2 separate regions of the Mus musculus genome follow, and region 2 is linked to region 1. The links are chromatin loops, found by intact Hi-C in ENCODE. Cell type or tissue: heart. All regions are shown on one strand. Links, peaks and the distances in the headings refer to the core of each region. The heading gives the core; the rest is flanking DNA.

Region 1 (9,778 bases), core at 2,868-6,867:
AAGCTGGAACTTCTGGGTCCCAGGAGAAGGGACATTGGAGAAAGATCCCTCCCCCTCCCTCGCCCCAGACCAGGCTTTGGAGGAAGCTGTGCACATGTAAGTGTTGGGAACTCTAGAAGTTATAGCCTCTGCCTTGAGTGGGGATGGAGGGAACTAGTTGATAAGATTATAGCAGGAAACTCTTTGCCCAGCCATTGAATTACCTGGCATGTTTTAAAATAATAAAACTGTCTAGTGTTTTCCATCCGCAGCACTAAGGTGCACAGGAGGAGAAAGAGGGCAGCTGGGGCTGTTATTGGTGGCTTTGCGAAGCTAGCTGTGAGGGACTGGGGCAGCAATAGCTGCTCCCAGGAAAAAATGGCCAACTGGCTGTGGTGTGATCCCAAAGCTAAGCCGTGAATGAGTGCAGACTACCAGAAAGGCAGAAGCATGTTTTTGTTTTTGTTTTGCTTTGTTTTTTAATTACATGCAACAGATAGATATTAGACATTCTGTATTTTCCCATCTATTTTGGTTCCCACCATCTGAAGGACCAATCTGGAAAATTTCAAAAGATCCTAGAATTTCCATGTCAAAGCCAAGGTTCTCCTCTATGGATAGGTGGGATATGTATCCTTGCTGAGTCTTACTAGCCTGTAACATCTCACCTACCTACCACTGGAGTTGGATGGGGAAGCCTCAACCGTCTGAACAGAGCTGGGTCTTGGAGGGTCAAGCAATGTCCCTAAGACACTAGGATGAGTTTTAGTGAAGCTACATGCAGAAGAGTTCACTCATAGATGAGAACTTCAATCCTTCAATTCAAGTCGATTTGCTTTTATTTACATATCCAGACACCCCAGTTGTCAGGCTCTGGGCTAGCACAGAGTAGGAGAATGACAGCAGGGATCTAACTGTAGGTTGTAAACAGAAAAGCTACAGATAACACAGTAGCAGTGAAGGACTGGAAGAATACCAAAGGCCAGGTATGAACATTTATGGCAGCAATGCTGACCGGGAACTTTAGTGTATGTGAACTTCTTACTTGTTCTTGTTTCTAAATCTAAATCACAGTGTCTTAGGGATCAGTGAGATTTTAGGAGGACCCAATTAGATTAAGACATATGAAAGTTATAATGCCATAATATATCATAATAATAGGATTTTATGCCTTAGGGGCATTGGATTTTGATAACTAAAATTCAAGATTTGGCACCTGTGCTGTCCAGTTTTATGTCAACTTGAAATAAGATTAGAGTCATTTGGGAAGAGGGAACCCCAACTGAGAAAATATCCTGGCCAGAATGGCCTGTGGACAAGACTGTGGTACATATGCTTAATTAGTAATTGATGTGGTGGACCCAGTCTGTTGTGGGTGGTGTCACTCCTGGACAAGTGGTCTTGGGGTATATAAGAAAACAGGCTGAGCAAACTTTGGGGAGGAAGCCAGTAATTAGCATTCCTCTATGGCCTGTGCCGTAGTTCCCGCCTCCAGATTCCTGCCCTGACTTCTGTCAGTGATGGATGTGGCATGGAACTGCATAAAGAAATAGATCATTTTCTCTCCAAGTTACACTGGTCACGGTGTTTTATCATAGCAATAGAAACACTGAATAAGTCAGGAATGATGTCCATATCTTTATTTTCTTGTGGAAATCATAATGGTTTGAAGTGTGTCCTTTTGACATTCACACTGAAGCTCTGACCCTCATGTACCTCAGAATGTGACTACATTTGTCTTAGAGAAGCAGCCAAGCTAAAATGAAATTGTCGGGGTTCTAACTCAATTTAACGTGTCCCTGGTTCTAAGGGGACATTTGGACATGTAGAGACACCAAAATGTATGCCTGTAGAGAAAGGGCCAGGCAAGGACACAGTGGGAGGATTGTGGCCTCAGAGGGAGCTCAGTCTGCTGCTGACCCCTTTATTTTGGACTTCCAGGAAATTTTTGTTGTTAAAGCTGCCAAGCCTGCTGCATTTTGTTATAGTTTAGGCCTACCAAACTCTTGCAAAGGTTATTTTTAAACCCACACACTAGGAATGGACTTCACTGTTATTTATACTGTAGGATGGAAAGCTCTAGAAGGTTTGCAGTTTCAGGGCTGTCCAGTGTATTTGCCATAGTTTCTGGGAAGACACGGGATAGTAGCTAAGGCTTTTCACTTGGAGATGTGGTTTGATACAACAGGAAGAACACAGGCTTTGTATTCAAATTTAGGTCTGCCATGCAGAAGATATGTTGTGGTTGTAAGGGCCTTGCTATCTCTGAACCCCAGTTTGCTCAGTTATGTGACACAGATTAGTTAGCTGTACAAGACATGAATATACATCATCTCAGGTTACATGTATAAAGTCCCTGCTCTGGGCCTGGCACATAATAGCAGGTATAAACACAATTCTCTTATTATTTCTGTGGAGTAATATCTTGACCTTATGTCCTTCAAAAAGCTGAAGTGTCAGCTTCTTTTCTGTGTTCAAGGTAAGGAAGCTGTTTTAAAAATAGTTTTTTAGCCTCATGTAATGAGACTCCAGTATCTTGGTGGTGACAGGGGCAAACATTCAGTATTCACAATGGTTGTTAACTAGAAGTGTTCTCCAAAGACTGTCAGTGGCTGAGATTACAGTGTCAACATTCTTTGTCCTCCAAACTGTTCCCAGCTTCTATTTTAGTCCATTCAGGGAACCCTAGCTGTCTCACACATGCTCTCTACAGGGACCTTTAAAAAACAAACAAGTGTATTTTACTGTTTTCTAAAATGCCAATGACACGTGTGTATGTGTGCGCATATGTGTATATGTATGTGTGTGTGTCTGTGAATCTGTATGTGTGCATGCACATGCGTGTGTGTGTGTGTGTGTGTGTGTGTGTGTGTGTGTGTGTGTGTGATTTTTAAATCAAGGAATCACCAGATGCTCCAGATTAAAAGAAATAATACACAATGAATTTGGTCATCTGGCCACTGCTGTCCTAGGGAAGGCGTCCGAATGATAGTGATGGACAGCTGGGTGGCAGAAAGACTGAGGAGTGAGACAGTGAGGTACACACAGCAAAATGGATGAAGAAGAGCCAGGTCTGGGCAAGCTATGTCAGGGATGGATTTTTAGAGAAAGAAAGAAGGTCCTGAAGAGGGTGAGATTAAATCGCAGATGAGATAAGTGTCATCGAAGAGATAGGAGGGACCAGCTCTTGGGGCCCACATAGGCAGCAGGTCACCTAGGGCCAGGGGGATTGGGAACTCTTACTTGGGGCAGGCAAGGGGGACAAGAGTTAGGATATTTAGGTCAGTTTAGAGGAGGGGGGAGGGGTCAAGTTAAGCTGTTCCTGTCTGGTAAACTATTTTTATGGGAAGGAATGTTGGGATGGAGGGGCAGGCTAGAGAGGAGGATGAAGAGATTACACATGGTAAGATGGAGGGACAGGCTAGAGAAGACGATGGAGGAGGCTACATGGATCAGACAGTGAGTAGGGTCATTAAGGGGGACCGGTGAAGTCATGGCAGGTCAGGGCTGAGGGCCTGGCTGAGGTTGAAAGAAAATGGGTATATAGGGACAATTTATGTTACTAAAGGTTTTGTTTTGTTTTTGAGTAACATAAAGAAGAAGTATTTAAGGTTTTGTTTTGTTTTGTTTTGTTTTAAATGTAGGCAGACAGATCATAAGAACCAGATGACCAGAGAGTTTGCTGTGAGATGGATCTCCTAGTGATATTAGAAGCAACACCTCATAAAGGCTCATTAACATGACTGCCCAAACATGAGCTGAGCAAGGAGGACAGCAATGGACGTGTCAAAGTGGACAGGGACAAGCCCACGAGTCCTCAACCCAACACAAAGAACTGAGGAAAGCTAGGACTGAGAGAGGAGATCTTCCCCGGGGAAGAGTACAGCAGCTGTTGTCCAGTGGCAAATGCTCAGCTCTGAAAATATACACACAAGTAACATTACACAGACTCAACAGGTTATATTTAGGAATATATGTGTATATACACATACATACATACATACATACATACATACATACATACATGCAATAACAATTAGCGAAAAAGAAGCCATGAATTTGGAGAGTGGGGAGGGGTATATGGGAAGGCTTGGTGGGAGGAAAAGGATGGGAGAGATGTTGTAATTATAATCTCAAAAATTAAATTAAAAAAATAGGTTTCGAGGATGATTCAGCAGTTTACAGTGCTTGTTCTCGATGCAGATCTGGGTTTGGTTCTCAGCACCTTCACGGTGGCACATAACCATTTGAAACTACAGTTCCAGCGGATCTAACACTCTGTTCTGGCCTATGCAGGCACCAGGCATGCACACGGTGCACAGATACACATGCAGGTAAAACACTCATACATATAAAATAAAAAACAAACAAACAAACAGAATCCTATGATGCAAATGAACTTGGTTAAATCATAAGATGATCACCAAGGGAGTTCACTAAAAGAACAGCGTAGAGCCGGACACAGTGGTGTATGTCCTTAATCCCAGCACTCTGTAGGCAGAGGTGGATGGATCTTTGTTAATTCCAGGTCAGCCAGGAATACATAATGAGACCCTGAAAAAGAGGAAAGAAAAAAGAGTAAAAAGAGATTTCATATATATTTTATATTTTCATATTTTATATATATACACACACATACATATATATACATACACACACACACATACATATATTTATCTGATATATATCTATATCAGATAAGCAATAATGGGAATGCTTTTCAAAGCAACATTCTCCCTGAACAAAGAAAGCTTGGGGACTTCACTGGGTGTCTGTACAAACTCAGACACATTTTGAACCATGCCTAGCTCAAGGTCATGGACAGGAACACAACCATGGTCCCCTGGAATACTTTGTTCAAGCTTGTTATAAAGATGGCAGACACGAATGCCTCTGAACTTGTTCAGTTTTCTCCAAAATATTTTCGTTGAAATGAAATCAAGGCACACCAAAGGGGTATTAATGAAGGAGTTTCCCAACAAAGGTGTTTTCTTCACTTACTAGTTAGCAGGGCTACTGGCAATGAGGCCCAGCAAAGGATGCTAAATGGGGTCCCCTTAAACATATACCTACTGAAGCCCGTATAAAGAGGGAACCGTCAGTACTGGTCTCATCTGTGTGTACCCAGCTGGCTCACTGTGATGCTGACTGCTGATGTGAAGGGGAGACTGGAAGGCTGTAGGAAGTCCTTCATACTCTGTTCCTGTCAGGGCAACCAACGAAAGCTTCGGGAGATGACCCGTGTTTCTGGTTTCTGTGATTTTCCACACTTCTGAGCTGAAGCTCCCAGTGTCCCCCTGGAGACAGACAGTCCCCAGGCTGGGCTCCATTCAGCGGGGCTTCCCTTCCTGACACCCCTGGATCCAGATAACCCTGGCCTCTCTCTTTTGTTCTTTATCTCTGGAGAGTACAGCTGCTTCCTGAGAATTTCAGTATGAGCCAACTTTCTCCTGGTAACCAAGACCTGCTTATCCAGTTTGCTAAGTTAATGTCTTCCTGAAAAGTCACTGTTATGCCTTCTGGTTTTCTCTTTTTAAAAGTTAAACCCTGATCATAGTGTCTCTTAATTTTCCCAGGGCTGCCACAATCAAATGTCACAAACTGGGTCTTAAACTGCAGGCCTTCCTGCCTCAGCTCTGGAGGCCACAGAAATGAAGGTGCCCCGCAGGGCTGGCTTCTCTGAGACTGTCAGGGAGGAGTATGGCATGGGCTGGCATCTTTGATTTTTGCTGACCGTTTCCTTCCTGGGTTTATATAGACACAGTCTTTATAACTGGGTCTCTCCAAATTTCCCACTTTTGGAAGGACACTGACCATATTGGATTAGCACTCTATTTCAGTTCAAATTCATCACCTCCATAAAATAAGGAAGCATGCTGAGCTAGAGTGACTTGGGTCTTGAACATATAAACATGTAGGGGTGGTTCTGATGCTAAGGTCCTGTTTCCCAATTGGTTCTTGATCTATCAGTAAAGAAGCCATGGGCCAATTGCTGGGCAGAAAAAATGGGTGGGACTTCCAGGCAAGCTGACAAACACAAGGGGAGGAGGGGAGGGGAAGAGGGGAAGGGAGGAGGAGAGGAGGGGAGGGAGCTATGCTTCTGAGGGAGAAAAGGTGACAAGTTATGTGAGTGGCCACAAGCAGCTCCTACAGGCAGGTGGTTGGGGATGTTTAGCTGGGAGTAGATTTAACTGAACAACTAAAGTTGAGGGCAGGTGGCGAGGTGCAGAGCTAAGAGTATTGATAAGGGCACACTTCTCCAGGCAGGAGATAAGTAGTGCCCAGCAATTGTGCCAAAAAGGCAAGTTCAAATTGATCAACTGTGTGTATCCATGTTTTTCATCTGTGGATTCAAGAGAATCTGGGTGTTGCCTGGTAGCAGGGCCCATTCCCGGAGCTTAGGCCAGGTAGCAAAGCTGCACACAACATAAATAGTGGGGGCTGGGAACTGATAGTGAGGACATACTATGTGCCAGTCAGCCTGGTGAACAGCAGTGAGAAAGAACACTGTACTTAAATCACAGTCAGCCTGCTCTTAGGTCCTTCAGCAAGTCACCAAATCGCTTCAAGTTTTGTTTTGTTTTGTTTTGTTTTAAAGCTTCTATGAAATGAACAGAGTAATTCCTATTTTAAAAACCAGACACTATAAAGAAATCTATTTCTCCATCTCTCCTTTCTCTTCCATAGCTCATTCTATTTTTCTTACTTTATTTTAGATGAGAAGGTAGAGTCTGTTTGCTCATAACTCACTCTGGGACCTGAATAAGGGCTGCACTGATCACTGGGAATCCATACTTCCATTCCCAGTTCTCTGCAAATGTTTGCTCTTCTGGATTTCCACCCCCACCCCCACCCCGCCCCAGCCTGCTTTTGCTAACCCTAACTCATTTTTTTTTCTGTCCTTTTGTCACAGTCTGGGTGTGTCTCTGCTACAGACCCCACTTTCCCAAGCAAGTCTCAGCCAAGTTTCCTGCTGTTGGCCACACCCCTGCTTCTTGATGGACAGAGTGCTTTTCCACATACTTCTTTGTTAAGAAAGACTTGTTCCTGGCCTCTGACAAGCTGGGAGTTGCTTAGAATATAAGGGTTTGCCTGTGAGCAGCACCACTAAGTATAGTCACTGGAAAATTCAGCGTTTGGAAACAGAAAAGCATTGCTTAAAGGAGATTTTGAACACCTTCCATCATGTAGGGGTCGCGTGAATGTCCTCCATAAACCTGCATTTTATATTTAGAAAAGAAATAGGTTTGTTTGTTTGTTTTTAAAGTAGGAAGGGAACTTTTAAAAGCAGCGGTTCTTGTTTTGTTTCTTGGTTTTTGGTTTTTGTTTTTGTTTTTTTAGACAGAATGTTGAGACCTCCTGCTTCCTCACTGCTGGAATTACAGGCACAGGCTACTGTCTAGTTCTCCAACTTAACCTGCCTAGGACTCACCTGAGGGTCGTGTTAAGTATGGGTTCTAGTTCCCAGGGTCTCCCACAGCTTGAGATTCTGCCACATTGAGTGGTATCAGATTTTTGAGACCTCAGGATTGATATTCTCCAGCAGAGCTTCACTTAGAACCATCCTGAGGGCTTTAATAGAGAGCTGTGCCTGGCTCCCAGCAGGCAGACCTGCTGATTTAATAGGTCCGAGGTAAAACTTAGACATCACCATCTCTTTTTAAAGCACCCGAGTGATTCTAGAGTGCAGCCTGGACTGGAAGGTGTTGCTCTGGCCCATTCCAGACTTCAGTGTGTATTTGAGGAATCAGGAGGTATTAGATTCCTGGTTCAGCTGAAGCCTGGGATGCTGGACTGTCATGTCAAAGATGCTGTTCAAAGGGCCACACTGACTAGGAGTGGTCTGATTTGGTGTTTCTTAAATTAACTTTGGGACGGTTAATTGCTCGATGTAGGGGCTGTGTTCGAGTTGTGAAATATTTAATAGCATCTCTGACCTTTACCAGTTGCACGCACCCACCATGCCCATTTGGGGCAGGTAAATACGTCTCCAGATATGGTCAGATATCCTGAGTGGTCAGAATAGAGGTGATGGGACAAAGTCACTGTCATTACCATCATCACTTACTATAGCAGTCTAGTCCAACATTCTAATTATACTGGCTAGTTTTTATGTTAACTTGATGCAACCTAAAGTCACCTGAGAGGAGGGAACCTCAATTGAGAAAATGTCCCCGTAATATCTGGCTAGAGGCAAGCCTGTAGGGTGTTTTCTTAATTGGTGATGGGGGAGGGCCCAGACCATTGTGGGTGGGGCTACTCCTGGGCTGGTGGTCCTGTGTTCTACAGGAAAGCAGTCTGAGCAAGTCATGAGGAGCAAGCCAGTAAGCAGCCCTGCTCCCTCCATGGTCTCTGCATCACCTCCTGCTTCCAGGTTCCTTCTCTGCTTGAGTTCCTGCTCTGGCTGCCTTTGATGGTAAAGTATGATATGGAGTATCCAATTTCCTTTTGGTCATAAAGACCTTACTAAGATACTAATTTATTAGAAGTAGAAGTCCAGAAAGTCCAGTGTTGCAATGTTCTCATCTTCTAAGGAGCTCATTACCTCCAGATATTAGAAGCCTGACAAATTACAAAGCTAACCGTTGCCTTAAATAGTTGGTAGATAATTACATCTCTCGAGATGCCTGTATTTGAATTGTCAAGACCTATTGTATCAGTCTCTTTCTCTGTACTGTAATGTGATACCTGAGGCAACTAACTTAAAAAGAGAGAAGATTTTTTTTTTTGATTCACAGCTTGGGAGGTTCTGATTCAGACTAAGGTGGCCCTATTCTTTGGGCCTCTGAAGATGACTGAACATCATAGCAGAACACATGATTGAGCAAACAGCTCGCCTCACAGTTGGCAAGCAGAAAAACTGACAGGAGCTCCTCACCAAGGACCCTACCTCCTGAAGGAGCACAGTACCTCCCAATGGTGGTACCCAAGGGACCAAGCCCTTTACACATGGGCCTCTGAAGGCCACTATGGTTATTTACATTGTAGCCCCTCTGAACATTTCTTTCTGGGCATCATTATGTGAAGGTTTATTTCAGCAAAGCTGTAATGTTTTAAATAAACTTTTAAAAATCTGCAAAGAGCTTTCATGTATGAGTCATTGTATGGATGGATATACATTTTAATTGTCCTTCGGTGAATAATGGAATAACTGGGCCATCCGATGGGTTTATATCAGTTTTAGTAAAAAGTCACAGTTGAATGTTTCTTAATGAAGAAAAACAAGCTTTGAGACAAGGACTGTGGCATGGGGAAGCCTGTCTCTATTATCTCAGTTGACCCGATGTAATCCTGAGTGTTTACAACAGGGATTCGTTGGTGACAGATTTAGGAGAGGGATGAAAGTAGAAGTGGAAAAGAAATAAGAAGCTGGAAAATAATGCAAAGCCCTTTGAAGATGGCAGAAGAGACTATGAGTCAACGAATACAGGCAGCCTAAGAAAGCCAGAAAGCTCAGAGGGCAGACTGTCCTTGGAGACTTCAGGGGAAAACCAGTTCAGCTTAGACATTGATTCTAGCCCAGTTGAGGCAAAAGCATAGGAATAGTTTAGCAAGCTCAGAATCTACTTGGTTTAGGGTATATATGCAACTATTTCCTAATTATAATGGGCAGTCTAAGCCTCTTAACTGTGTATACTGTACACACATAATCCACTCTGAAAAATGCACTTAGCAACTGGCTAACAACAGAGGACTCAACTTGCATAGAGCTGCAGGCACACCCATCTCTAAACAATGAAATGCTTCTCTTTCCCTAATGGACCCCAAAACTTAGACAGAGCCTATTCAATCAAGTAAT
Region 2 (9,778 bases), core at 2,010-6,009, 54 kb before region 1:
TTGCAACCCCCTTCCTTGGGTGCAGACATAAAACATTGAAGGTTAGAATTGTCTTGAGAATTAACTGAGCCGCGCCATGTGCTGTGTAACAGGAAGCGACTGTCACTACAGGGGGTGATTTATTTTCAGTTTCCCCTGCGAAATGATGTCACTGTCACCTTGGACTGTCATGTCCCCATTCTTCCCTGTCTCATTGACAGTGGAAAGGTACGCCAGTGCCGAACTGACAGGATGCAAAATGCAAAGGGCCCAGCAACCCCTGGAGGGCCTTTCATACAGCAGAGATGGAGGAGGCTCTGGTTATATAAGCGGTCTCTTTGCAGGTGATATATCTGTCAATAGGTGGCAATCTCTCTCTTTGTCTCACACAGCCCTGAGCCGCATTGCAGAAGAGCCTTCCTGGCTGCTGCAGCCCCGCTCTGTCCTTTCAGTGAGAAATACAGGCGTGAGGGAGAGGAGGGTAGACCCGCCAGGGACACAGGCAGAAGGATCTGCCAGTGTGGGAAGGCTGTCTATTCTGTGGTGCTCAAAGCCATTCCGTCACCTCCTCACAGTGAGTATGCTTGATTACAGACGTCAAGGTCAAAAATGAAGGGCACTTCCTCTAGGGAAGCATTTCTTTGTGCCATTCAAAGCTGTCCATTAAACCCCAACATCTTTGAGAAGCCAAAGTATTGGAGCCATTCCTTAAGGCTGTTGGAAAGTTCCTTAGAGTCATAAGTGGGCTTCTGTGGAGTGGCTGGTTCTGGCCAGAAAGTCTAAGGTAGTAACCTAGTCAGGGGTTGCAAAGGCCTTAGGCCACGGGCTGACATACTGATGCTAACTCAGCACCCACAACAGTGCGCGCCTCTGCAGACATCTGTGCTCACCATTCCTGTTCAGGTGTTGGCATTTTCAGTTGCATGTAACAAATGAGGAGTATTTGGGACTCAGAAAAGCTCCGTGGAAGCACCAGCGACAGGCAAGTCACGAAAGGGACACAAGTTGACCTAGTCCCTGAGTCTCCACAGTCCCTTCTCAAGTAAAGCCAAGAGAGGGTGCTGCAGGCAGAGGGGCCAGCTGCACGGCCTGGCACAGGGATGGCGTGCAGCTCTTTCACTATTTACACTGTTTACACTGTCATCAGTCATAATGACTTTTGGGAAAGATAACCACATTGGCCTGTGCACAGTCTCCATACAAGGTCTCAGGCATGTCCATTCTTACAAATGTGTGAACAGACACATAGACCTGAATGTACTCACGATGGATGAAGTATTAATAGGGGCTATGTTCTTTTTGTTTTGTTTTGGTTTGGTTTGGTTTTGGTTTTTTGAGACAGGGTTTCTCTGTATAGCCCTGGCTGTCCTGGAACTCACTTTGTAGACCAGGCTGGCCTTGAACTCAGAAATCCGCCTGCCTCTGCCTCCCGAGTGCTGGGATTAAAAGGCATGTGCCACCATGCCCGGCTGCGGCTATGTTCTTGAAGCATGAATACCTAGATGTAGCTTTAAAAGCCAACAAAACACTTGTATGGTGGCCCGTGAGAGACTGAGGCATGAAGATATTGAGTTAGGCTGTTGTGGGCTACATAACAAGATTACTGTCTAAAACAACAACAACAACAAACAAACCCAAAACTACAAAACAAAGCAAAAATCCCCCAAGCATCAACAATTAAAATAAATAAATAAATAAATAAATAAATAAACAAGTAATAAATAAATAAATAAATAAATAGAAACTCAACAAGCTTTCTGCTGCTGTTTTAGTTAGGGTTACTATTGCTGTGATGTAACACCATGACCAAATGCAACTTGGAGAGGAAAGGGTTCATTTGACTTCCACTTCTACATCTCTGTTCATCATCAAAGGTCAGGCCAGGAACTCAAGCAGGGCAGGAACCTGAAGGCAGGAGCTGAGGCAGAGGTCATGGAGGAGTGCTGCTTATTGGCCTGTTCCTCATGGCTTGCTCAGCCTGCTTTCTTACAGAACCCAGAACCACCAGCCCAGGGATGGCACCACCCACAGTGGGCTGGGGCCTCCCCCATCAACCACTAATTAAGCAAATTTGCTGACAGCCTGATCTTCTGGAGACATTTTCTCAAATGAGGTTCCCTCCTCTCCAGCTTGTGTCAAGTCGACATAAACTAACATAGCCTCCAATAGAAAAGCATTAGGAACTTGTAGCTAGGATCTTCCACCTTTGACTTGTCTCCATGTTGTCTTCTGAATGCATATGACAAGCTAGACTTTGAAGAGTTAGTCTCATGGCTAATTTCACACTACAAATTCTTCTGGGCCAATGAATGCCTTTTACCAGTTGACAACTTTCAGCTCTTGCATGTTAACGATGCTGTGTGATTGCATAGCAATTTTTAAATCAATTAAACTTATTTTAAAAATTGATGTGTGTGTGTGTGTATGTGTGTGTGGTGTGTGCATCTGTATGAGGATAACCTGTGGGTGCCCAAGGATGCCAGAAGAGGGTACTGGGTCTCCTGGAGCTTGAGTTACAGGTGGTCATGAGCCAGCACATGTGGGTTCTGGGAACCGAACTCTGGTCCTCTGGAAGGACACCAAATGCTTTTAAGCACTGCTTGGCAATCTTGGTGGGCTATTTTTCTTGTTCTCTCTCTCTCTCTCTCTCTCTCTCTCTCTCTCTCTCTCTCTCTCTCTCTCTCAAAGGAGCTTGACATTAAGCCCTTCCAGATCTGAGATCCTAACATAATGATTGCCCCAAGATGACATTCATTGTACCCTGGCCCTAGCCTCCAGCTGTCAAATTCAGTCTAGTTCCAATAAACCATTCTATCTCTCTACAAACCAAGGAACAGATCATCTTCAGCCCAAGGTTTTACAGACAGGTAATTATTATTATTATTATTATTATTATTATTATTATTATTATTATTATTATTATTTTGCATGCAAATAAAAAAGAAAGTTATTTGGAAAAAAACCCAAAAAACCAGTAGAGGCGATCCTGTGCCCGAGTCTCTGGGTTGAACAGCCCAAAATATACATTGAAAGGTTTCTAAAAAGCCTGTTGAGGTAAAACTGTTTCTGCAAAACATGGGTTCTGGCAAGGACGGACGTTCTTAAGCAAAGCTGTTCATGTTGGCTTAGTGCAGCCTCACTGTTTTGCCAGTTGGAACTGGGTCAGCAGCATGGTCTCTGTTCTTGCCCCCATCCCACTCCATTCCTCCTCTCACTCTGTCCTGCTTATGCCAAGGTGGATATGCAGCCCCATTTGCCACAGCTCTGTAGTAGAGCAACTTTGTTGACACGAGAAAGGGTCTCCTTGCTTCGTCAGAATTAGCCACAGAAACTTCACGAGACTATCAGGACCTCTCAGATGCTCTCCCGGAGTACAAGTTCATAAAAAAGCTGGAGAGTTTAGAGGAGAAAACGAAACCTCTTCCAGCTGCTAAAATCTAGCTGGAGCATCTGTCACATGACCCCATGCAGTCTCTGCACTTCAGCTTTGAAATGGAATGTGCAAGCCATCAATGGACGGGAAAAAGAAGGGGGAGAGCCGCTCTACAGCAGTTGGCCTGATTTGCCTGGCAGTACACGAAGCATTTGTGCCAACCCCACACTTAAGAGTCCTTTGCCTGTGTGTGTTCCCAGCCAAGGCCTTACCTCAAGTTTAAGAGACCAGGGCCACGTGTGGATTTCGGGAGGCCTAAAGCTTGAATGTTTGGGGCGGGGCTCTATAAGAACTTGCAAAAGTGAATGCAAACTGGAGCCCAGGGTTCTGGCTGGGAATGGCAAGCAAAAGCAAGGAAACAGATGCTTAATTACCATCCAGGTCGCTCCCACTTGCCATTTGCTTCATTGTTTCCGTCTTAAACAGAGCTTTCTAACAATGGCTTTGGGCCTTTTGTCAGCCTGTCCGTTAGAGCCCTGCAGAATAGCCTGCACACATATGGCTTATCTCAAGCAAGTGGCTTGCATACTTTGGCTTCCCACAGACCCACTCTTAGAGAACAGTTTTCACATTAAATGCCATTTGGGAATTCAAAGTTTCAGTTATACAAGATGAGAAGTTTCTGCAGACTATGTATGGTATTTTGTGAACTAAACTGTAATGGATGGTTTTAATTTGAAAAAAAAAAAAAAAGAGGGAACCTTAAATCTTCTCAGGGCAGGCACACAATAGTATCTATTACTTAGAGGGAACAGAAATGTTAGTCCATTTGGTTGTATATGAATTAAAAAAAACAAACAAGAATTTTCTGTGTACTTTTGTTTTTTGATTTTTGTCTCAAATACATATTTTTTTTGTATACCAGTCAAAGCTTAGACTACCTGATGAAACTTCCTAGCCCAGAACATTTATCTATTCGAAATTAGCCTAGTAGATCCGTACAAGAGATTCATTCTCCATTCTTTCAGCCTAAGGTTTGTACACTTTAGTAGCCAATGTAGGGCATATAAATAGTTCTCCAGGCTTCTTCAAATAAGGAAAGGAAGTGACTTCAATGTATTTAAGCTTAGATCTGATAAATGCCATATTGACTAAAGAATGATGACAGCACATGCCTGCAATCCCAGCACTTGGGAGGAAGAGGCAGGCAGATCAATGTGAGTTCTAGGCCAGCCAGGGCTGCACAGAGAGTTCTGCCAGCCAGGGCTATATCATGAGGATCTAGCTGTCTATGGTGGTGAGCACACCTGTACCTCCAGCTCTGAATAAGGAAGATCACCTGAGTCTAGGGGCTCCATACTCGCCTAGGAAGTAAAATGACACTGCCTCAAAACAAGCAAGCAAGCAAATGAACAAACAAAAAACCAATGAAGATAACAATCTGTGACCTACACGGCACGAGGAATATAGCATAAGTTTAAAAGGAACTGAGGGCATGGCCTCCATCTTTAAGAGGTTTCTAACATAGCTGGGTGCTGAGACAGGCATGTTGACACCTGTAATCCTGCCAAAGGGGGGCTTGTTGTACCCCCTGCAGTATGGCAGGGTCTACCCATAAGCCCTGTAGATACACGGAGAAACAAAGAAAGGACTGGGAACATGCTGAGACCACTCATGGGAGGAGGGTAGAGACATAATTAAAGGACATTTAAAACTTTCTAAAGAATATGGAGGTCTGCCAATATACTGGGTGTTGGGGAAGGAAGGAGCCATGGAGGCCTTTAGTCTTGAGGGACCATCAGGTGGAGGAAGGTCTCTGTCAGAGACCCAGCCTTGGCAAGAGGGTAGGGGGACACAAGGTAGGCAGAGTCAGGTATGGACACTAGTCTAAGCAGGCAGTAGAACATCCCCACTGGCAGCTGGAAATAGGGAAGGAGATGCACATCTGGATGTCATCTTGTAGGAGTGAGAGGTGGGGGAAGAAGAGCCTTTGGACTCAGGAGAAAGGGTGGGGGGGGGGGAAGGCTGAGGGCAGCTGTGGAGGGGCGGGAAAATCGGAAACAGAACCCAAGAACAAGCACAGCGTGTGCCCACCAGCCCACCAGGGGTCTCTGCGAGCAGAAAGGACACCTTCTCTCCAGGCAGATGCAGTAGCAGACTGGTGTACAGGGCTTGGCAAGCACAATGCAGGTAGGGTTACAGGCTCTCTCCTTTCTCTGTAGTCAGCAGCTTGCTCAGCGTGCGAGGGCTCTAAAGGTAAAGCTGCCAAGAGAGTAGCAGAGGAAGATTCAGGATCCTGGGAAGGAGGCTCTGAAGAATGGAAGATGAGTGAACGGTGACTGGGTAGACGCTGGGGTGAGGCGGCGAGAGCATTTCAGTGCTGAATCAGGCACCAAGAGGCAGGCTGGACCTAGGGGAGGGACCCTAGATATGTGCCTGCCGCCTATACAGTGTGACTCGGGGGAAAAAGCTTCATCTCTCCGAGCCTTCGTTTACCAACTTCCAATATACGGCGGCTGTACACGATGCTCAGTTCCCTTGGACTGTTTGAATTCCATTAAATAGCTAAAGGATTTATTACTTTATGCGATCCTGAATACCAAGTGTTTATCTCCCTAGGAAGAAATGTAGAGAATGAGTCTTTATAGACTTTTTGAGATGAGGGTCTCACTATGTAGCCTCGATTTGCCTCAAATACAGTGTGTGTAGCTCAGGGCTGATATTGAACTATCAGGACTTCTCTTGTCTCATCCCCCAGGGTACTGGGATGACAGGCAGGCCCACCATGCCCATCCGGTGCACTTGCCATCTGGATGGAATTTCAAGGATATTGTTGGAAGCATTGGAGTAGATTCCCATAGACTAAGGACTTCATAAGCAAGCAATGCTTTCCCATTTTCTCCGGGGTCACTCTGGAGTAGCACTTCTCAACCCGTGGGCTGCTACCCCTTTGGGGTTGAAGGGCCCTTTCACAGAGGTCACAAAAGACCATCCTGCATACCATATATTTACATTATAATTCATAACAATAGAAAAATTACAGTTATAAAGTAGCAATAAAATTATTTTATGATTGGGGGTCAGCACAACAGGGGGAACTGTATTAAAGGGCCATGGCCTTAGGTAGGTTGAGAACTACAGATCTAGAGGAAACAACAATGGATACCCAAGTGGGCTGACTTCACTGGTGAGGAGCCTGCTGGAACTTTCTACCCCACTCGTATGCTGCTAATGTAGTTTTAATTCTGCCTACATTTGCCTTGTATGAAAAAAGGGGAGGGGGGAAGAAAGGGAAAAAATGGCTAACGGAAATTCACTGGAGATTCAGTCTCCTTTTCTGCCAGGAACCTGTCACTGAGGTATGTCCTGTGCTGCCAGGACTCACATTCACTCTGCATTCATGCTCCAATTATTTCCACATGTAGTTCAAGAAAAATGGTTGACTGAGGGTCTCATTTGCTTTCTTCTTCTTTTTTTGTAACTTCCCCCACACCTAAATTCCCAATTCTCTCAATTCTGACTGGTGAACACTCCAGGGCAGCTGGCTGAGTGGTCCCAGACAGCCAGTTTTAGAAGCATCCCCTGCAGGGACAGCCACATCTGCAGGAACATCCCTGCTTGCTCTCTGTCCTCCATCCCAAGCAAGCTGACTCTCCATCTCCCCAGGCTTTCCCAGCCAGGAACCAATTAGCATTCATTCTTCAGAAATCTCAGTGGAATGCAGAGTTCATTGCTCTGATTTGGTGGGAGGAAGTTAAGAGATGGATAAAACCAAGAGCCATCTTGCTCCCCGTTAGTCAAGTCAAGCACTATCTGGGTGTTGCTGGCAATACATGCTTCCCAGGGAAGGAATTGGCTGTGGCAAAAGAACCACAGTGGCTTCCTTGTTTAGGGAGTAGCTTATTCTACTCCTCACACCTACCTGCAGCTTAATTCCATTATCCCAATTTGCACATGGCTCCCTGTTTTAGTCACTATGTCACTGAGACACCATGACCAATGCAACTCTTATGAAAGAAAACATATAATTGGGGGTTCACTCACACTTTCAGAGGTTTAGTCCACAATCATCATGGCAGGGACATGGTGGCAGGCACACATGGTTTGCAAGCAGGTAGAGTGACTCTGGGTTTAGCATAGGCTTTTGAAACTTCAAAGCCCACCCTCAGTGACACACTCCTTCTGACAAGGCCACACCTTTTAATCCTTCTAATCCTTTCAAATAGTGTCACTCCTTCATGACTAAACATTCAAACTTATGAATTTATGGGAGCTATTCTTATTCAAACCACCACAGTTGCCTATTCTGAAGAGAAGCCATTGTCCTGCAGATTGGTTTCCATTGGACCTTTCATGGGTTGGCTGCCTGACTTTTATCTATCAGCACGTACTTAGACACATTAACAAGTGCACAGCATATATGATCTTTTCCTCTCTCTTATGTGACATCACTGTTTAATGAGGCCTTGCCATCCTTGGCCTCACTGCCCAGGATGCTCTTCCTTCAAGACTTCCTTCTTGACTGTAGAGAGTAGGGTGAGGGACCTGTGAGTAGAGTGAATGGCCAGGGCAGATTAAAGGTATAAGGTAGACTAAAGTACTAAGCTCCTGAGGTATTTCATGCTGAAATGAGAGTGTTGCCCTTTGTAAGTGTCAGTGCTATAAGATACTGCTGGATGCTTCTTTAACCTTCAGATGGGCAGAGAATGGCCCATGAGACCAGCTTTAAAAAACACCCTCACCATGTGGGAGGTCTGCTTTACTGTCTGCTTGTCCAAGTCCTTCTTGTCCTTCAACATTTAGCTCAGGCTTCACCCTCAGTGAGCTTTTCTTTTTGATTAGTGAGAATTCCTCTTTCCTTGTCTGACTTGCAATTCTCCTTTGTATGAACCCATTTAAAAACATATTAGTTGATTGTATATATTCCTTTCTTTCCAGCTGAGCTTTCTAGGGGACAAAGGTTAAGTTTTAGGGTCCTTTTGTAGACCCTAGTATATCACCCATGTCACCCGATCAACCTTAACTAAAAGAGTAAAGAAGCAGACTTGAGTCACATCACCCTGGGTTGGGGCAGCAAGGTTTGGTGACAGTATCAACTCCTTTCCCAGAGCTAACACAAGGATGGATTCTTCTGTGGAAAGAGCCCAAAGACCTCACTCCTCTCCACTACACCATCAACATTCAGCCTGAAGTTTTACCAATCTGGAATAGTCTGAGACACACAAGAGATGCAGTGTGCGTCTCTATGGGCACACATAAGCTGACAGACAGCTTTCGAGGCAATGGGAGGCTGAAAGAGCTTTTAGCCGCGTCTTTTGCCTATGATGAATGTATGCTGTAAGTGAGATATGCTGAACGGATAAGAAGGGAGAGAAAGAATGTTGCAGAAGTCAGGTGGGGCTGCAGGGTATACAGTCCGGCTGAGTAAAAACAGCCTGACACCATGGTCACAGTTATCAGTGAAGCAGAGGCCTTGGCAAGTGAGACATAGCAAGAGAAATAGTGGCTTGTTATTGGCACAGTTTTTTTGTGACCTCTTCTATGGACCTTGCCCCTTCATTATCCTCGAACTTAGACCTTGTGGGTGTGTGAATATGCTTGGTCCATGGGAAGTGGCACTATTAGGAGGCTTGACCTTGTTGTAATAGGTGTGGCCTTGTGGGAGGAAGTGCGTCACTGTGGGGGCGGGCTTTAAAGGCTTCTAGTGCTCAAGCTCTGCCCAGTGTGGATGAGACCCTTCTTCTTGTGTCCTCCTGGACGCCTTCGGATCAAGATGTAGAACTCTCAGCCCCTCCAGCACCATGTCTGCCAGGATGCTGCCGTGCTTCCCACCATGATGTTAATGGACTGAACCTATGAAACTGTAAGCCAGCCCCAGTTTAATATTGTCTTTATAAGAGTTGCCTTGGTCATGGTGTCTCTTCACAGCAATGGACACCCTGAGACGGACCTGAAATGAGACTTGCTTTGCTTTGTCCCTTCTCTTTTGGCAGAACATTTGGGTCTCCTGGCTCCTGGCAGAACGTTTGAGGCTTGGCTCCTGACACTCCTTCTGGCTTATGTGCTATCCTGGCAATGGGCAGGAATTTACTGGGAAGAGAATTGGGAGGAAGGGCCCTTACTTAGCTGGACCTATGGAGTTGTTTTCCCTGGGATTGGGTACTGTCAATGGGATTGTGATGGCCAACTGAGACTGAGCTCATCCGTCAATAGCATGGGCTGGGGCTAGCGCTGGGTGACAGGGAGGTCAGGTATGATGAACAAGATGGAAGTAGGAGACCTGGTCTAAAAGTGGGGACAGAGCTAAAAATGGGGAATCTTTTGGGGCTGTGCCCAAGATTTCAATATCCTGACAAACATTTTCTTTTTCCTAGTCTAAGAGTGCTGAATGGGTTAAAACTCAGAAACTCCCAACTAAATGAAGTC

The links. A loop is a pair of places that touch in the nucleus more often than their neighbours do. Peaks named below come from ENCODE experiments on the same cell type or tissue, not always from the same donor. Only the 100,000 strongest peaks of a DNase experiment are listed, where the experiment ranks them.
Region 2: a loop joins it to region 1, with 4 times the contacts of the local background. A loop is called at or near these places in 1 of 42 quality-filtered maps.

Annotation. Positions count from the first base shown.
Region 1 is chr16:37,750,234-37,760,011 of GRCm38, reverse strand. No RefSeq gene overlaps it. Among named protein-coding and RNA genes, the nearest start is that of Fstl1, 22 kb to the left of the region's middle. In heart, for the core only: no CTCF peak of the experiment used is centred there; a DNase peak (open chromatin) is centred at 5,291; H3K27ac peaks cover 3,150 bases.
Region 2 is chr16:37,803,194-37,812,971 of GRCm38, reverse strand. The region is part of intron 2 of Fstl1 (follistatin-like 1); the gene reads right to left. Among named protein-coding and RNA genes, the nearest start is that of Fstl1, 31 kb to the right of the region's middle. In heart, for the core only: no CTCF peak of the experiment used is centred there; DNase peaks (open chromatin) are centred at 3,181 and 3,551; H3K27ac peaks cover 1,166 bases.